Linked DNA regions of Homo sapiens: region 2 is linked to region 1. A link is an interaction called in ENCODE POLR2A ChIA-PET data of the cell type or tissue named here. Cell type or tissue: Panc1. All regions are shown on one strand.

Region 1 (5,000 bases):
TACAGCGGTATCTGTTTCCTACATGGTACAGTAGTCATGACCAGTTGTCTCTTTACCTAAGACCCCTGTGTACAAAGACTTGATATTCTTTAACACTTCAGCTGAAGCTTCGTTGCAAAGAAATCATCTACCCAGGCCAACCGCTGACAGAATGGCTCAGAGGCAGCACTTCACCTATGATCCCAGAATGACATCTTCAGCACTGACTGATAGATAGACTACTGATAAACATCTCATTTGATTATCTCAACTAACTGGTGATGTTGACAGTATCTCCCCACTCAAAAATGAGGAAACTAGCCTGGGCACGGTGGCTCAGGCCGGCAATCCCAGCACTTTGGGAGGCCGAGGCAGGTGGATTGCTTGAGCTCAGGAGTTTGAGACCAGCCTGAGCAACATGGTGAAACCCCATCTCTACTAAAAATAAAAAAATTAGCCTGGCATGGTGGTGCACATGCCTGTAGTCCTAGCTACTTGGGAGGCTGAGGTGAGAGGATGGCTTGAACCCAGGAGGTGGAGGTTGCAGTAAGCTGAGATCATGCCACTGCACTCCAACCTGGGCAACAGAGCCAGACCCTGTCTCAAAATAAATAAATAAATAATAAAAAATGAGGACACTGAAGTCGAGGACTTAACTGACTAATGTAGAGAAAGCACAAGAAGTAGAAGAATGAATGCTATACTCTGAGGTTTTCTGGGTCAAAGCTCTGGGCTCTTTCCATGCTAACGCACTGAGTGATTAGGAGTTTAATGGTGAGGGGTGAATAGATTGTAGTAATGCAAGAAATCACATACCTGAAATACCAAAGCCAATGATGAGTGCAATTGCTCCAGCCAGAATAATGATGATGCTAATTATGCTACGGGAAGAGAGAGAGAAACAGAAAATTAGTTCTCCATTCCTCTTGATGTGCTGCTTTGCAACTGGGGTACAAATCTGTTGTGGATAAGATGAGTTACATAAAGCATCTCAACTTTTTCTTCCACATAAGCTTGTTCCTAGAAACGGGTACCTTAGAAAGGAATTTCAGCAATTCCATCCCCATCCCCCTGGGGCTCTGGGATCAATGAAAAGAGTGACCCTTGCCTCTGACTGTGCCATTTACTGTCCTATTTCCAGATCAGGGAAGACCATATATGGAGACTGTTGGGGCAAGAATGATGAAAACATTTCTTTAATGCCAGGTGCCACTTGAGAAGGACTGGTCCTGTTCCCAGCCTTCCCTGAGCATCACTGTCCACTCTCTTGTGTCATTTGTCTCCCTGTCTTATCTCCTTCCATAGACTTTAAACTCCATTAAGGACAATGGTCACATCTTCTTCACTTTGTACCCACTCACACCTCATCTACTGCACTCCGTAAGTCATCAGTGGGAGTCTGTTTTCTTTTATTAAAAAAACAAAAACAAAAACATATTTACTACAGAAAGTTTAGAAAATATAAACAAGCAAAAATGAGACAAATAAATCACCTGTAATCCCATCATCTAAATACAACCACTGTGTTTTGATATAATCCTCACCAATTATTTTTTATTTTATTTTACTTTAAGTTCTGGGATACATGTGCAGAACGTGCAGGTTCGTTACATAGGTACACATGTGTCATGGTGGTTTGCTGCACCTATCAACCCGTCATCTAGGTTTTAAGACCTGCATGCATTATTTGTCCTAATGCCCTCCCTCCCCTTGCCCCCAGCCCCCCTGACAGGCCCCAGTGTGTGATGTTCCCCTTCCTGTATCCATGTGTTCTCATTGTTCAACTCCCACTTATGAGTGAGAACATGTGGTGTTTGGTTTTCTGTTCCTGTGTTAGTTTGCTGAGAATGATGGTTTCCAGCTTCATCCATGTTCCTGCAAAGGACATGAACTCATTCTTTTTTATGGCTGCATAGTATTCTATGGTGTATACGTGCCACATTTTCTTTATCCAGCCTATCATTGATGGACATTTGGGTTGGTTCCAAGTCTTTGGTATTGTAAATAGTGCTGCAATAACCACATGTGTGCATGTATCTCTATAGTAGAATGATTTATAATCCTTTGGGTATATACCCAGTAATGGGATTGCTGGGTCAAATGGTACTTCTGGTTCTAGATCCTTAAGGAATCACCACACTGTCTTCCACAATGGTTGAACTAATTTACACTCCTACCAACAGCGTAAAAGCGTTCCTATTTCTCCACAGCCTCGCCTGCATGTGTTGTTTCCTGACTTTTTAATTATCAGCATTCTAACTGGTGGATCCTCACCAATTTTTAATGAACAGATTAACAAATGACACCCGGGAAACTAAATAAACAAATAAGGAAGTATTGCTTACATGTACTAAGTGCTAGAATTATATGGCAGACATGTTGTTCCAACCAAGCAGCATGTATAACTTATATCAATTATCCATTTAGTAACCTTAGGAGGAGAACAAATTTTATTGTCTCCATTTTATAGATGGGGAAGTGACACAGGGAGATTAAGCATCTTCCCTAAAGTCACACAGTTGGCAAGTGGCAGAGCAGAGATTAGAATTTGTCTCTTAAATCTGTACTCAACTCCCTCCAAGTGTACCAAGGGTAGGAGCTCACCGATGGGGCGTGTCCCTTTTCTTTGCCAAGGGGAACAAGCACTCCATGAGGGGTCACCTGCTTTAGCTCGTGAGAGTGACTCAGGCAGAGCAGAAGGCATAGGTCAAAGTGGTTCCTGGGAAGCTCGCCCGTTGCTGCCTGTCCTGGCGCATACATCATCGGTCAGACGTCCTCAGCCGCCCGCTCACACGGCTGCCAATTCACACGCTCCCAACACCCACGCTGATGTTACTCAATAGGCAGGACAAAAGAAAGGCACAGGGAGGCAAAGAACGATGCTATAGAGAGAAAAAAGAAACGCGGGGCTTTGCACTTTCTGCCCTGAATAGGCTCATTGTTCCCAGCCTCCTATGGCTCAGGAATGGGCCCACCAGACAGAAACAACAGTTCCCCTGCCGGCCAAGCCCTCATAAGGTGCAGCCACAAGGCAGCAAGCGAAGCTTTAAATAATAGGGCATCTGCTAAATTGATTCCAAGGGAGACCATATTTGGCCACTGCTCCTCTTTTCCCACACCTCAGTGTAGCCTCAGTTCTTACTGGTCCAAGAGAGTGAGAACAGCTAGATAAAGTCATAGCGAGAGGCACCATCTGCTGTCTTTGACTACTGACACAGGCAGCCGACTTGTGTGTGGCCTAGGGTTTTCATTTACTTTGGATAAAATACTTCATCGCTCTGAGGCTTATTTTTTTGTAAAATGGGAAACAGAGTAATTCCTGCTTTACCTATTATAAAGGCTGCATGTGTCCCCCCCCACATTCACATGTTGAAGTCCTAACCCCAAGTACCTCAGAGTGTGCCTTTACTTACTAATGGGGTCATTGTGAGAGGTGAAGCCAGCTGGACTTCCTAGGTCGAGTGGGGGACTTGGAAAACTTTTCTGTCTGAAGGATTGTAAATGCACCAATCAGCACTCTGTAAAAATGCACCAATCAGCACTCTGTATTTAGCTAAAGGATTGTAAACGCACGGATCAGCACTCTGTAAAATGGACCAATCAGCAGGATGTGGGTGAGGCCAAATAAGGGAATAAAAGCTGGGCACCCCAGACAGCAGCGGCAAACTCCTCCGGTCCCCTTCCATGCTGTGGAAGCTTTGTTCTTTCGCTCTTCACAGTAAATCTTGCTGCTGCTCCCTCTTTGGGTCTGCACTACCTTTATGAGCTGTAACACTTACCGTGAAGGACCGCAGCTTCATTCCTGAAGTCAGAGAGACCAGAACCCACAGGGAGGAGCAAACAACTCCGGAACAAACAACTCCGGACGCGCCACCTTTAAGAGCTGTAACACTCACCGCGAGGTCAGCGGCTTCATTCTTGAAGTCAGCAAGACCATGAACCCACCAGAAGGAATAAATTCCGGACACAATTGCAGATGTAGTTAGTTAAGGTCATACCAGAGTAGGGTAGTGGTTAATTCCTAATCCAATATGGCTGGTGTCCTTATAAAAAGGGGAAATTTGGACACAGATGAACACACACACACACACACACACACAACACCATGTAAAGATGAAAGCAGAGATCTACAACTCAAGGAACACCAAAGGTTGCCAGCAAAACTCCAGAATCTGGGAGAGAGATGCAATGGATTCTCTTTCACTGCTCTCACAGGTAACAAATCCTGCAGACATGTCCATCCTGGCCTCCAGCCTCTAGAGCTGAGAGATAATACATTTCCATTTCTAAGCCACCTGGTTTTCAGTACTTTGTTACAACAGCACTAGCAAACTAATACAAAAAGGTTGTTTCAGGATCAAATTAGATAATAAATGTGGCATTATTCAGAAAGGGCTATTCATACACTACTTTTTACTATAAATAAATTTTACTTATAAACTATTGCTGTAAGTTTATTATTAAAAGCTGTGACTTTTACGGGAGGGGACCTGAACAGCGACACTGAACAGATACCTGGGCCCTTGCCAAGAAGAGGGGGGACAATGGAAGTTGTGCATTTCGGCCAAAGCTCCTGAGCCCCTCCATCACACCAGGCCCACGTTTCCCTCGCTGTGAAAACAACCCTGCCATCTGTCACCAAATTCCCTATCAGGGCAGGAATCACCGTGAGGTTTGTTCTGAGCTAGTATTCCCTTGGGAAACAATTCAACTTCCAGAGCCTTGGAAAGAGAAGCAGGAACTACCAGAGCAGCTAAATTAATTCTTGCCTATTGCTTATTAATTTTTTAGAAAGATGAAAAAAATATTTCACTTCAGGGGTTCTTACATTGCTTTCTGATCTTTGCTTTCCCCTCAATGGTTTCCAATAACTATGCTGCAGGAAATTTTTAATGCAAAACTATGTCTTCTAACCACTGCATTGGGATTCACAGTGTACTTTTGGTACCCACTCATTACAAAAGGGCCCAAATAAAAATCAATGCTTTTGGAGGACTTGCTCATTCAGTAAACATTTATTA
Region 2 (5,000 bases), 140 kb after region 1:
AATTAAAATAGGCCGGGCATGGTGGCTCATGCCTGTAATCCCAGCACTTTGGGAGGCCAAGGCAGGCGGATCACTTGAGGTCAGGAGTTTGTGACCAGCCTGGCCAACGTGGTGAAACCCCGTCTCTACCAAAAATATAAAAATCAGCCGGGCATGGTGGCACATGCCTATAATCCCAGCTACTCAGGAGGCTGAGGCAGAAGACTCACTTGAACCTGGGAGGCGGAGGTTATAGTGAGCCAAGATTGAGCCCCTGCGCTGCAGCTCGGGCGACAGAGTGAGACTGTGTCTCAAAAATTAATTAATTAATTAATTAAAAATTAAAATAGGCATAACATATACTATCAAAGAGAGAGATTATCGTATATTATTTGTTGTTGTTGGCTTTTTTTGTTTGTTTGTTTTTGAGATGGAGTCTCGCTCTTGTTGCCCAGGCTGGAGTACAATGGCATGATCTCGGCTCACTGCAACATCTGCCTCCCAGGTTCAAGCGATTCTCCTGCCTCACCCACCCACCCAAGTAGCTGAGATTACAGGTGCCTGCCACCATGACCAGCTAATTTTTGTATTTTTAGTAGAGACGGGGTTTTGCCATGTTGGCCAGGCTGGTCTCGAACTCCTGACCTCAGGTGATCCACCCACCTCGGCCTCCCAAAGTGCTGGGATTACAGGCATGAGCCACTGCACCCGGCCTGATCGTATATTGTTAACATGAAGTGAATACAATCATTTTTAAAAGAACCAAGCAAAAATACCAGGTAGAAAAAATATAACAGCTTAATTAAGGAAATTAAGTGAAGAGAGAAAAAGCAGAATAGATTCAGAAAAATTTGAATTTGTGAACACAAGATTCAGCTGAGGAACTTCACAAGGGACCAGGAAGAAAAAAGTGAAAAAAAATTAGAATAAAAATATTAACATCCATGTAATAGAAGTCCCAGAAGGAAAGACAAAGGAATTGTGGTAGATTGCAAAACTATGCTCCTCAGTGAATCTCACCTCTTACAATGCATGATCAATCCCATCTCACATTCATGCTGAACTTGATCATTTGCCTTATTTTGACCAGTGGGACATCAATAAATGTGATGCAAGCAAAAATGTGTTAAGTACATGTGCTTTGGGGTTGGGGTGGGATATGTGATCATGTAACTTACTTTAGCCAATGAAATACCAGTAAATTTGAAGCAAACAGGCTTAGTAAGCACTTGTGCCAAAAGCTGCTTTGACCATCTGAGGAAGCCTACTATAGCTTTCTTAAGGACAAAAGATCACATGGAGAGAGGGGCCTAGCCACTGCTGTCTAGATGAACCCAGCCCTCTGGATTCTCTTCAGCTGAAAGCAGCCACATGAGTATGGCCAGAGAAGAGCAGTGGAACCACCCAGCCAACTCACAGAACCACAAGAAATAACTGTTGTTCTTGCAAGCCACTAAGTTTTGGGTAATTTGTTATGTATTTAGCAATAGATGATTGATATGGGAGATAATATATGAGTAAAAAAGACCTAAAATTCCCAGAATAAAAGATTTTAGACGAAATAAATATTTTAGATAGAAAGACTAACACAATACCAAAAGAACAAGAAAAAAAAAAGGCAGAAAAAACCTCCCTTAGGATTTATAGTATAATTCCAAAAGGCAATTCTACAATCATGCAGAAAGAGAATATATGACTTACAAAGTAACACAAATACATTTGACATCATTTGTCTCAATTGTGACATGGGAATCAATATGTCAATGGAGTGTTATTTCCTTTTTTTTTTTTTTTTTTGAGATGGAGTCTCCCTCTGTAGCTCAGGCCGGAGTGCAGTGGTGTGATCTCGGCTCACTGCAACCTCCGCTTCCCGGGTCCTGGTTCAAGCAATTCTCCTGCCTCAGCCTCTGGAGTAGCTGGTAGCCGGGATTACAAGCACGCACCACCATGCCCAGCTAGTTTTTGTATTTTTAGTAGAGATGGGGTTTCACCATGTTGGCCAGGCTGGTCTTAAACTCCCTACCTCGTGATCTGCCTGCCTTGGCCTCCCAAAGTGCTGGGATTACAGGCGTGAGTCACCACACCTGGCATAATGGAGTGTTATTTTCAAGGAGTAAAAATAAAAGGACTTCTAACCTAGAACTAAACTTTCCCATTTAAATGTGAAGATTCAATAAAGATATTCTTGGGTAAACAAGGCTAAAGGAACTTTAACATGCAAGAGACATTCCAAAAAATACTCCTTGGCTAAAAACTAAAATTAACTCATCAACTCAAAAAGTTAAATACAATAAAGAAGAAAAACAAAACCAAAATTGTTTTCTTCAAAAAGATTTGTAAGATAGACAAACCTCTGGCAAGAGTAATGAGGGAGAAAAAGTAAGATACAAATAAATAAGATATAGAATAAAAATGGAAAATAACTAAAAATATAATAGATTTTAAACATAATGAAAGAATATTATGAGGAATTATATGCTAATAAATTTGATTACACAAATAAAATGGAGGCAGAACTTTCTCAAGCAAAATTATTGAGGCAAGAAGAAATAAAAAATTGGAATCAACTATAATCAATTAAAATAGTCATCAATAACTTTGTACCTAAATGTGCACACACGCACACACACACACACCCCTCTTGCATGCACACCCACACATGCCTCAAGTAAATTTTACAAAACTTTCAAGGAATAGATACTCTCTCTCTTATCAAAGATGTTTCAGAAAATTTTAAAGGCCTGAAAGTTACCCAACTCATTTATATATAAACCGGGTTCCAAAATTGAAAGGACACAAAAAAGCATCCTGTATGCTAGCAACAGCCAGCTGAAAAATATAATATAAACAAAATACTATTTTCAATAGCAACAAAGTAATAACATATCTAAGAGTTAACCTAAAAAAAGAACCTCATAGAGAAAATTTAAAAACTCTATTAAAGGATTTAAATGTTTATGCACAAATAAAAAGACATACCATGTTAATGAATGGGGAAAGTTCAAAATTATAAAGAGGTTATTTCTCCTCCAACTTAATCTGCCTACTGTAATTTTAATATTTTAAGATCTTAAACATATACATGGAATTAAAGTTTATAAATAGCTGGTAATCTTGAAAATAATGAGTTCATGACAAGAGGGAGAGATGACAAAAGAGAAATAGGGCAGAACTCACTGTGGCAGATATTAAGTATAGAACATAAAGCTGTAATAATAAATATATTGATATACTGGAGGAAAAAACACATGAAGGTGTACTGGAGACAAGGAGATCAGCTGAACTCTCAGATGATCACAAAAGTACAGGCAAGGAGTGATGAGTCTCAGCATTATCTTGGTAGACTAGCAGTGGGAACAGCACAGCAGGGTCTGTGAGATATATTTTATCAAAAAGCCTTGAGGATTTCCCGACTGAATGGATATAGGAGTGAAGGAAAAAAAAAGATTGAGTTGTGCAATGGGAGATGAGTCTGACAAGATGGATTAAAGATAGACTGTGCGGGATCCTTTATAAGAAGTTAATCTTAGAAAGGTTAAGTGTTGGGGCACATAGGAAATGAATCAACAGAGAAAGAGGCCAATTAAGCTAATTGGAGAAACACCCATTAAACTGTTGCAATTGTCAGGTAGGGAATGATGAAGGATGGAACTAAAACTGTGGGAACTGGGATGGGAAGCGGAGAGGTAGAGATGAGAGATATTTAAAATGTTGAATCTAAATGACTTGGTATATTAGTTAAAGTGGATAGCAAAAGAGGAGAAGGGTTCAAGAAAGCTCTGAGTTTTCTAGCTTTGTTAGGAGGTAGGTGGCAGCAGCCTTAGTCAAGGAAATTCAGGGGTCACCATTTCAGCCAGAAGTCAATTTAACTTTGAATATCCAAGTTTGGATGCTTCCTACAAACGGGTAACCGGAAAGGAAGCTCTGGAACTTCAGAGAGAGTTTAGGCCTGCAGATATAGAATCGAGCATCTGGCCAGAGTTTGGGAAAGTAATAGAAGCCATGGATATGGCCATATTTCACAGGAAATGAACATAGAAGAGGAAAGTCAGGTGGTCGAGTTCTCCAGGAGTCTGTGGTCCCAAGGCAGAATCCAGCACTGCCTTTGAGAGGCCCAGGGAATGCCAGGAAAAGTGAGAGCCACACTTGGCAACTGTCACATCACATCTGCTCTCTGTGGCATGGTTTCCTCACTGACTATCAGAATACATAAATATATGTAGCACATCAAACAGACAAATCCACTCTGCACAGATCTGCCTAAATATTTAGACAGAGCAAAGCAGTGACAGAAATGATTAAGAAATTGAAATTCCAGTCACTAAAGGTGATCAGTGAAACAGAGAACAACTCTCATTTCAACCTCTCGTCATCAGACCCATGGTTGACTTGTCACTTCCAGAATGAGGAAAGAATAGTTCAGCAAATGTGGGAGGCTTTGTAGATTTCTGATGGTGTGTGGGTTAGCCCTTAATTCTCCTTTGGTGAATTTTCTTCTTGTGGCATTCCACCATCAGAGGTTAGACTGGGGAAGTGAGCAAAGGACAGGGGATAGGTGCAGTTAAAAGAATATTGAATTTGGCACCAGAAGATTGAGTTGAAGTCCCAGATCCACGGGTTACTACCAATGTGACATAGCCTCCCTGAACCTGTTCTTATCTGTAAAATAAGAATGTTAATTCCTGACCTGCCTACCTCCCAGGGCAGGTGAGAGTCGAGAGCTAATGTGTGCCAGTGGTTTTTGAACTGTGTTCTTCAGGGTTCTGGGCTTCCTCTCTGAGACCATAGGTGCCACAGCTACAAGGGGGAATGAGCTTAAGAGGTATAACCAGAGGCAGTGCTTTAGCTCCCCCATGCCTGGCTATCCCAAAGCAGCCTGACTTTTATTTGTATCTGCTACTAAAAATACAGAGGGCAAACTCACTGCCCTGAATTAATGTTGGATGAAAAAGAACATGTGGCTGAGCGTGGCTCACGCCTATAATCCTAGCACTTTGAGAGGCTCAGGTGGGCAGATCACT

The links. ChIA-PET counts read pairs that join two places held together with the same protein. Peaks named below come from ENCODE experiments on the same cell type or tissue, not always from the same donor. Only the 100,000 strongest peaks of a DNase experiment are listed, where the experiment ranks them.
Region 2: POLR2A ChIA-PET joins it to region 1 with 8 read pairs; 3 of 35 experiments call an interaction of 5 or more read pairs at or near these places.

Annotation. Positions count from the first base shown.
Region 1 is chr1:117,169,312-117,174,311 of GRCh38, forward strand. VTCN1 (V-set domain containing T cell activation inhibitor 1) reads right to left here. Exons shown (of 6, transcript NM_024626.4): 2 at 796-860. Among named protein-coding and RNA genes, the nearest start is that of VTCN1, 39 kb to the right of the region's middle. RefSeq lists enhancers at 2,242-2,804, 2,805-3,366. In Panc1, no CTCF peak of the experiment used is centred here; a DNase peak (open chromatin) is centred at 2,530.
Region 2 is chr1:117,304,373-117,309,372 of GRCh38, forward strand. The region is part of intron 2 of LINC01525 (long intergenic non-protein coding RNA 1525); the gene reads left to right. Among named protein-coding and RNA genes, the nearest start is that of LINC01525, 11 kb to the left of the region's middle. In Panc1, no CTCF peak of the experiment used is centred here; no DNase peak of the experiment used is centred here.